Linked DNA regions of Homo sapiens: region 1 is linked to region 2. Evidence: read pairs that join two places in POLR2A ChIA-PET (ENCODE). Cell type or tissue: GM12878. All regions are shown on one strand.

Region 1 (5,000 bases), 50 kb after region 2:
TTTATAGTCATATAGAAATGTGTATGCAGAAATCTTGAAATTGAAGCAACCCTTGAAGTGAGATCCAACTTGACTGTGGTGGAAAAGTAATTCAATAAAGCCAGAATGAGTTGTGATATGGTTCATACAGAGCATTGTTATCTGCTGCTAATCATATGACAGGACACAGTACAGGGCCAGTGGCAAAAGCAGACAAAATTCATATTTAACTTTCCTTTCACATCTCATAAAATTTCCCTTCAATCAATGAAATAAAACATTTATAAGTGCTTTTATTTTTTAAAAAAATACTTCAAATTCTACCAAATAATTCAGAAAAAATATCTGCTTTTATTTTACGAGTGTTTTTTTATTGTCCATGACAATACAGAAATAAATTCCGCAAGTAAGTTTACTCTTTGTTTTCTGTCATTTTTAGGCCTAATATAATTCATGATTGGGGATAAATTATCCATTCAATACTTGATTTAATCCAAAAGCTGAATTTTCAGCTGAATAGTTGGCATGCAAAATAATTGGGGCTACAGCATTTCTAAGCTGATTTCTTTAGTAATTTTAGTGATTCATGTGGATCTTTAGTATTTTGAGACATGGATTCAGTTTAGGATCTATTTTTAAGATTTTATTTAAGCTTCCTGTTTTTGGAGTGTGTTTTCCTTATAGCACAATTATGTTCTTATTTTAGTTCCCACTGGAAAAATTTAAAGTGATGGTTAGTCTTTCCAAGGAAGTATAAATATATATGTAATTGCATTCTGAGGAAACATTTTCTAAGTAGAAGAATTTGGTACTTATTGCTTTCAGGTTTGTGAGGGTCCTGGGCCAATATTGTGGCTATTGTTACTTTTTGTTGTTGTTTTCAAACTAGATTGACTGTGAAGTTCAAAGAAGTAAAAGTAAAGCTTTGATGGAAATTGCATAGTATAATTCTATACTGTTTTATACAGCATTTAAATTATTGCAGTTCATAAAAAAAGATGAAAAATTTCAGAATTTGCTTTGTGAAATAATCTTAAAAACCAAATACGATAAAAATGGGAAAACAAAAATTTTCATAAATATAGCTAGATCATAGACCAAAATTTTCATAAATATAAATCCAAAAAAGGAAGAGAATGCCACAATGTTAGAACTAAAAGCCATTTGAGAGAAAATTACATTCAACTTCAACTTCCAAGTAGCAAATGAGACAAGTGTGGCTCAGTGAAATTAAGTGGCTGGTGGAAAATGATGCAGTCAGTTAACCAACATGATGCATCATCATGAAGAATTAAAAAATTAGCCAGGCACGGTGTCTTGAGTCTGTGATCCTAGTACTTTGGAAGGCCGAGTTGGGCGGATCACTGGAGCTCAGGAGTTCAAGACGAGCCTGGCCACCATGGTGAACCCTGTCTCTAAAAATTAGCTGAGTGTGGTGGTGGGCGCCTGTAGTCCCAACTACTAGGGAGGCCGAGGCAGGAGAATCGCTTGAACCCAGGAGGTGGAGGAGCCGAGATCGTACCACTGTACTCTGGCCTGGGTGATAGAGCAAGACTCTGTCTCAAAAAATAAAAGAATTAAAAAATTAAATATAATGTTATAGAAAATTAATTGCAAAAGAAAATAATTTTATTACAAAGTCAGCTAAAAAAACCCAGCAAACCACTTAAGAAAGCGAGTGATTCTTAAAATGTGGAAAATCGCTGTACTGTATTGCTGCAAATTATCCAGGACTTTAGATCTTGTCCTTTAATTCTCAATTCGTTTCACCACTATGATGTGCAGCCAGATTTTAGTTATTCAGTCAAACTAGGTGTTCTTTGGCCAGTTATTTAACCAAATTGCTACTTATTTTGTTAACCAGTGTTGACCTGATGAATTACATAGGCAGTCTCAGCATATTTTTAAACGAGAGATCTTGAAATAAATGATTTATCTGTATGGATTAAAAAACAAAAGATATCATTATTTTATAACATTTTACAAATTATTGGAGGTTGATATATGTCATATTCCTCAAGCAGTTTGCATAAGATGACAAAAACAATCTCAAAAATTCTATAAAATAGTTGGCTAAGTTTTGAATGAAATTGAATTTTGATGTCATTTTAGACATTACCAAAACCAGAGAATTGTCAAAATGTGAACATAAATATTTGGAGCTTTTAATCTAGGAAGGCTGATATATTTCAAATTTAGAAACATTACATTATTTCTTACAGTTTAAAAAAGCTGGACAGTGACACATCCCTCTTCTTCAGCAATTCAATTATCAGAAAAATGTGAATCAATTGGGAAAAAAGCACTAATTGAAACAATAAAGATATAATTGTAGGAAAATGAATCACACATGACACACAATATATTTAACATTATTCCATCTAATATTTTGGCTAGCTTTCCACAAATGCAGCAATTTAGAGTGTAATTTGAAGATTTGGCCAATTTGGCATATCTCAATCAATTCACAAGGAAATTGAAATATCAGTTTTTGTAACTTAGGGGCAAGTCTTTCAAGCCCTTCCCCGATTGATTCAAATAAAAAATCTTTCCACCACACACGTATGTGAATGTTTTGAAATCCTCTTATTGTCCTTTCTGTACTCATATTTCAGCAGCATTCAAAGTATAACAGCTGGCTGATCATGAGGTTTTTTTTTTCCCTATAGCCATTGGCTGCTATATTTTTCTTTATGTTCTTAATGGCTGTGGATAGCTGCTAGGCTAGCATCTGCTTGAGACACAACTACAGTGAGAAATTCACAACCACAACTCAAGCCTCGGGGTCTTTGTAACTTACAAAATAGCTGGGGCTCAAATTGTTATATGAATCTGAAAAATGAATATCTGTTCACCAGGGAAAGTAGAAGAGAAAGCAGGGAGAGGATATGGAAAACAAATGAGAGTTTAGCAGTCTGTTCATTTTACGTTACTGGACAGAAAATCTTTTTGAAACAGCATAAATATAACATGAATATGGTTGTTTCCGGAGTTTCCAAACTCAGGTAAATTCTCTAGAGAACACGTTGAGCAATTATATTCAATTTCAGGATGTGCTGAAAGTTCTCATTACTTATAGGCTTCTCTGAACAGCAGACCATTAATACTGATTAAAAATTAGTTACATTTACCATAGTTATATAAATTTGCTTTCATGTACAAATCTGCATATAAGATTTTTTTTTACATTTCTGTACTACGTAGTACAAAGGATATAAAGTCTTGGCTTATGATTTTTGCTGTAAATTAATGATATTTGATATTTTATTGGTATTATAGTAATGGATATAATATGCATTTATATGAATAAACTCTATCTTTCTGAAGATTTCTGAAACATAGCAGTTTTATTGTTACTTTGGGGAAATATAAATAATAAGGCTGGCTATAAAATTTTAGCTATTTGAAGTTTTTGATTTTAATTTCTGTGGGCTTGAGCATCTGTCTCTTGTCATGACTAAGTTATATTGCCTGCATTTGCACTAATAATCATTTACTTAAGGATAAGGAATAAAGGTCTGTAGAAAGGTTTAAGCATCACTGAATCCTATTTTATTTGATCAACTTCCATGTGTGATATTTTAGATCACTAAGGTCAGTGGTCAGGAGTTATGTAAGAAAAATGTAAGGAATTAAATTTTCATTTGGTTAATAGTATCTGTAATTCAAATTATTTATATGCAGTAAATTGTAGCTCTAAGATATTAAAAGATCCGAATTAGACCCAGAAGATTACCTGAATAACATTTGGCCAATTAGTAAAATCTTTTTCTAATGACTGAATACACAGTGCTATAAACTAAATATTTGTCTCCCACCCCCAAATTTCTATATGGAAATTCTAACCCTAAATATGACGGTTTAGAAGGAGGGCTTTTGGGAGGTGATTAGATTATGATGGTAAAGCCCTAATAAATGGGATTAGTTCCCTTATTAAAAAGAAGACCTCAAGGCTGAGTGCTGTGGTTCAAGCCTGTAATCTTAGCACTTTGGGTCGCTGAGGTGGGCATACTGCTTAAGCTCAGGAGTTTGATACCAGCCTGGGCAACACGGCAATACTGTGTCTCTACAAAAAATACAAAAATTAGTTGGGTGTGGTGGTACTTGGCTTGTAGTCCCAGCTACTTGAGGGGTCGAGGCAGGAGAAACCCAGGAAGTCAAGGCTACAGTGAGCCAAGGTTGTGCCACTGCACTCTAGCCTGGGTGACAAAGTGACAAAGTGAGACCCTGCCTAAATAAATAAATAAATAAATAAATAAATAAATAAATAAAAGACCCAAGAGAGTTCTCTTGCCCTTTTGCTGCCATGTGAGGACTGTGAGGACACAGGGAAAAGACAACTGTCTATGAGCCAGGCGCTTACCAGACAGCAAACCTATCAGTACCTTGTTCTTGGACTTTACAGCCTTCAGAACTGTAAGAAATAAATGTTTGTGGTTTAAGCCTCCTGTGTATGGTACTTTTGTTATAGCAGCTCAAACAGACAAAGACACATAGATATGTATATTTGTTCATATATACTTGTACATTTAGATACATATATCAATTATATAATATGGGAGTCATATTTCTGAAGTTTCTAGATAGGGTGAATAGAATCCAAACATCCAGATAATTAATGGACATTCCCAAAATAGCAAATATCAAAACAATATATTGAAAAGTAAAATAAATAATTTTATAAAATAATCTTGTAATCAAAAAATAGAAAAATGGAGAAAGACAAAACCTACACACATTAGAAAAAGATTGATAAAAGTGCTTACACAAAATTTAAAAAAAATCTGCAAAGAAAAATAAGAATGACATCTAAAGGCAACTGGCAAAGGTCCATATTCTTTAATATATAAGAAGCTCTTATCTTTCAATAAAAAAGAAGACATGCATAGCTATTTCATTAAAAAATGCAACTATTTTACTAACATAAAAAGATGCTAAGTAAGGCTCACTTGTAATTAAATATTTGCAAATTAAAGCAATAAAATCCATTTGTCATTTTTTTTTTTTTTTCAATGAGCTTA
Region 2 (5,000 bases):
ATCTATTAATCCGAAGTACCCTTCTCACTTCTGTCCTTGTCTTTAAAATCAAATTTATTGATTAAGTTACATGTCCTTGCTCTTTCTACTTCCTCTATTTACTCCTCATAGCTTCCCATCACTGCCCCCAAATATTTTCGTTTCTACCTCCACCAGTCCCCTTCAACTGTTCTCACCAAGGTTAATCATAACCTTCCACTTGTTAAATACAGGGGACATTTCTCATTCATGTTTTATGACGAGTAAACAGAATTTGAAATTGCTGACCTCTACCTCTTTGTCAAAATGGTTTTCTTTTGACTTGAAAGGCACTAGAGGTTCTAGATGTTCTTTCTCTGGCCACTTCTCAGCTTTTCAATGTCTTGTGAATTCCTCTTTTCTGCCTGAAATTCGATGTTGAATATTATTCAAGATCCTTCCATTCTTGGTCCTTTCTTCCCTCTAAAAATTGTCTCCACAACATCTTATTTATTATTACTATTATTTTCCATGGATTAAGACATTTATTTATTTATTTGTTTATTTATTTATTTTTGAGACACAGTCTCATTCTGTCACCCAGGCTGACACGATCTTGGCTCACTGCAATCTCTGCCTCCCAGGTTCAAATGAATCTCCTGCCTCAGTCTACCAAGTAGCTGGGATGGCAGGCACGCACCACCATGCCTGGCTAATTTTTGTATTTTTAGTAGAGACAGGGTTTCATCATGTTGGCCAGTCTGGTCTTGAACTCCTGGCCTCAAGTGATCCACCCGCCTCAGCCTCCCAAAGTGCTGGGATTACAGGCATGAGCCACTGTGCCTGGCCAAGACTCTTGGTTTAAAGTAATGGAAATCAAACTGAACCTGATTAAACAAAATAAGGAATTTTTTTGGTTGAGATAGAAGAGTGCCTCATGGACTCTAAGACCTTCAATGTGTCTAGGTGTTAGGAATGAATCTAACCTGAAACTGAAGCACTGTAGATAACCCAGGACATCTTTTCTATCTGTTCTTACCTCTGTTGTGTTTCTCCTCATGCCAGCATCATCCTTTCACTCCTGCTTTAGACTGGCTTTCTCTGTTTCTTTCTCGACATGATGGCAAATGGCTGCTGAAACAACTTCCCAAATTTACATCTTTTATGTTGAACAAGCAACCTGTTTGAAGCTAGTCTATTCTAGTCCAAACTCTAAATTCATTAGTTTAATGTGGGCAATGCACTGACTCCTCATCCAGTGAACTGTGGCCTGGAAGGGACATGTCACATTGTGTGAACATGGCTTTTCTCTCTATTATAACACGGATGGGTCAGGCAAAGGAAGTCCTGGTGGGATGGCATAAAAACCCAATGATGCTGACAGTAAAGCCTATACCTTCAATTTTTACTTATAAGCGAATGATTGTCAAGTTAGTTTCTCAAAGTGTACATCCACTCAAATGTCCCACAGGTATTTCAAAGTCAACACATCGGTGTTTAATTTATCACCTCTTCCTCACTCTGTTGGCCTAAAAATCTACATATTGGTTCTTTACTATTTTTAGAGTCTTCACTGGCCTCCCTCTAGAAGAAGTCCCTTCTCACACCTGGTAATTAGTCATCTGCTGCCGCCTATTGTTTCAGGCTAGGAGGGCTAGTGAGACATGCAGTCTCTTCTCTTCACATGGTGAGGGCATCCTCGAGTTCCCTCTCTTCTGCCATCTCAGTGCTACTTCAATTCTTTCTGGCACTGTAGGTGTTCTAGCCTCAGTTGTGTCCTTTATCCAATGATGGACCTAGGAGGCCCGCTTGGCAGCTTGCTTCAGCTACAGCTTCACATCATTCCACATACTGTGGCACACAGCAGGCCTGCTGTCTGTCTCTCAATGTTCTTGACACACGTTCTTGAAAAAGTATTCTAATTTTTAGAGCCACAATTCCCCCATCCATTAAATGAGCATGTCCTTTTTACCTATAACAACAAATCTGTTACACTAATTGTTTTCCTTTTTTTTTTTTACATAAAAATACTACATACAAAGTCAGATCCTATTGCTAAGAAGCTTCACAAATGTATTATATTAAGCTTCTTTGGACATCCCTCTTAAGATGTGACACTGAGTGATTGTATGATTTAACTACTCAACACTTCAACTGAAAACTATGCTATGGGTTAGATTAACAGAAGCCTAAAGCCAAGTGGAGAATAAAGAAATGTCTTGACTGAAATCTGCAAAGAGCATTTGAATTAGACCCTACATGTACTACAAATCCTCATGGCTTCTCTTCATAGAATGAAACAACAACCAAGAATTCAATTGGCAAGGCCACCTGCCTCATTGAAGCTCATGGAGAAGGTGGGATAGAATGGTTCCCCCGTTTCAGAAATACTTGATATTCATGCTCACGTTCCCAGTTAGAGAAGCCCTATGCTGCACAGTGACCTTATGGTTGCCAGAGCTGTTTCTCTGTCTCACTGGTATGAGAGAAAAGAATAGAATAGTGAAAAAAGTGAGGCAGTTTCAGGATTCACAGTGGTTACAGGATGCCCTGAAATAGCACTGTTCAAAGTGACTTAAACTGGGGTCCTTGTAGCAGCAGAAGCATTAGCTCTGAGCTTTTTAGAAATGCAAACTGACAGGCTCAGAAATGTGTATTTTCACAAGGGCTCTAGGCATATTCTCTGAATGCTTAAGTTTGAGAAGCACTGTTCTGCAAGATCAAGACCTGTCCAGTAGTTCACAGAGGTTTCCATAAGCCCTGAATCTGAGGGGAAAAAAAATCCACAGAGGTTTTTGCTGCTTTCAAGATGCCACTTCTATGCTTATAGTTTCGTGTGCCCTTGGAGCTAACATTTGCTATTCTAAACTGCTACAGAAGCCAAACAGCTGTTCTCATACCTAGAATATCTTCTTAATATCTGAGGAAGGCTTTTACATGCTTAAAAAAGTATGTTATCCACTGTGCTATTAGGTCCAATGTGATGACTATTAATCAAGATTGCAGCTAAGACAGTTAATACCTTCTTGACATGTGAATGATCTCATTTCACTTCATCACTTATTTCTTTTAGGAAGGAGAGAGATTCCATACAGAATAGTTTCTGATTGAATGGCTTCTGTCTTATATGGTTTGGGATATTTTTAAGAATATAATTTTGGCAGCACGTTTAACCTTTTTGAGCTATCTGATATTCCCAAGAGGGAAAATTCTTGCAATGTCAAGAGATCACATGGTTTTTGTTTGATACTAGTTGGAGTTATGCAACACCTCTTTATTCTTGTTAATAATAAGTGCAGATTTTCATAGGACAGAAACAGCTATTTCAGGATATGTACTTACAACAGGAAAGGACATTTTACACATTGCATTTGCCCACAGTACTGTAAAGAATTCTGAAATGCATTATTCACATCAGATTCACACACACACACACACACACACACACAGAGAGAGTAATGGGATAGAAGGAAATAATGTATTTATCTGTAATAGATCTAAATCTCTACAAAGAAACACAAACAACTGTACAACCTGAAAAAGTATAGTCACTAGGCTTATTGGGGAAGTTGAGTGTGGAGTCTTACATGGTGTAGTCTCTGGAATTAGACTATCTGAGTTTGAGGCTCAGCTCTACCACTTATTATCTCTTGAGTCTTTGGGTAGTTTTGTTGGAGGCTCAGCTCTACCACTTACTATCTCTTGAGTCTTTGGGTAGTTTTTTTTTTTTTTTTTTTAACCTTCTGTGCTCAGCTTCTGCATTGGTAAAATGAGGGTCGCAATAAAACTTCGAAAGTCAACGTGAGGATTAAATCAGTTAATGCATGCAGAACTACTAAAATAGTACCTGATATTTGTTAAGCATGCATTTAAATTAAAAAAAAATTTTTTTTGTTTGTTTTTTTAACTATTCCAGTTGGAGAAGGAAGCAGGAATTAAGTATTTGCAAATGACCTTCAGAATTTTTAATCTTTTGTGACGAGAGAAGACATGTATTTCTCTTTACCACGCCCACACAGTTTGAGACCTCTTTAGTTGGGGGCTACAGCTTAAAAAAAGGAATTCCCTTGGGGGCAGACATGCTGTGCGCGCTGGGGGGAGAGGAGGAAGCAAATGTGGGACTAGTTTCAGGCTTTTAATCTCAATGTGTTTTGGCCTCTTGGCTTGTTTCCTTCTCTCCATTCTCAATAATTCTCATTGCTTTGGATAGGATAAAGGAGCACTATTTTTTTTGAGTGTGTGTGATTTTTTAAAAATAATTTACTTCATTACTTTTAATAGACTGCCGAGGTATTTAGTTTTTGACTGACAGAAAATATAATGATATATCAGATTCAAGCAGTCCCTCAAACATCATTCTTCACAGTTAAATTCTATATACATTTAAGAAAAAGAGGACATTCAAAAATGAAACTTTCTGGAAGATATCTTACAGATTTGTATCTGTCTATAAAGTTCAAAAGAATCTTTCTAGCACACTAAATCACAATGTATTTCTTGAATAGAGAGGACTGAAATACAGGGTTATTCACTCATTTTCTTACTGCTAAGCACACATTTACAAGTTAGAGAAGAAATATGCAGAGTTAAGAAAAAGACAGATTTGAATACTTTATAAAAAGGACAAAACCCCAACATACATAAAAAAAGTTTGACACTGAGTTTCTTCTGAAAAGAGCTTATTTTATTAAATTTCAAGAAAAGTAAGCCTATTCTAATGAGTAACAGATTTATAATCTTTTAAACAATAACTCTTTCCCAATGAAAAATATCTATAAATTTAGGAAACATATTATAAATTAGTTATGGTATTTAGACCAATAAATAGCATAAAATTTTATACACTTTATGGCTTCTTTTATATAATTTTCAAATTTGACAATCTTCCCACAGTATACTTTTTTCCTGAATATTTAAAATATCACTCCTCAAATAATAATCTATTTTATGCTATCTTATTTAGTTTTGTAGTTCAAATAATGATGAATAGACTTTTCTAAATAGGAAATAAAATGTGGGCAAATGAAGATAGTCACTAGCAG

What was found. ChIA-PET counts read pairs that join two places held together with the same protein. Peaks named below come from ENCODE experiments on the same cell type or tissue, not always from the same donor. Only the 100,000 strongest peaks of a DNase experiment are listed, where the experiment ranks them.
Region 1: POLR2A ChIA-PET joins it to region 2 with 5 read pairs; 3 of 35 experiments call an interaction of 5 or more read pairs at or near these places.

Annotation. Positions count from the first base shown.
Region 1 is chr6:63,216,747-63,221,746 of GRCh38, reverse strand. No RefSeq gene overlaps it. Among named protein-coding and RNA genes, the nearest start is that of FKBP1C, 7.8 kb to the right of the region's middle. In GM12878, no CTCF peak of the experiment used is centred here; no DNase peak of the experiment used is centred here.
Region 2 is chr6:63,266,264-63,271,263 of GRCh38, reverse strand. No RefSeq gene overlaps it. Among named protein-coding and RNA genes, the nearest start is that of LGSN, 51 kb to the left of the region's middle. RefSeq lists a silencer at 1,514-1,563. In GM12878, a CTCF peak has its summit at 1,615; a DNase peak (open chromatin) is centred at 2,563.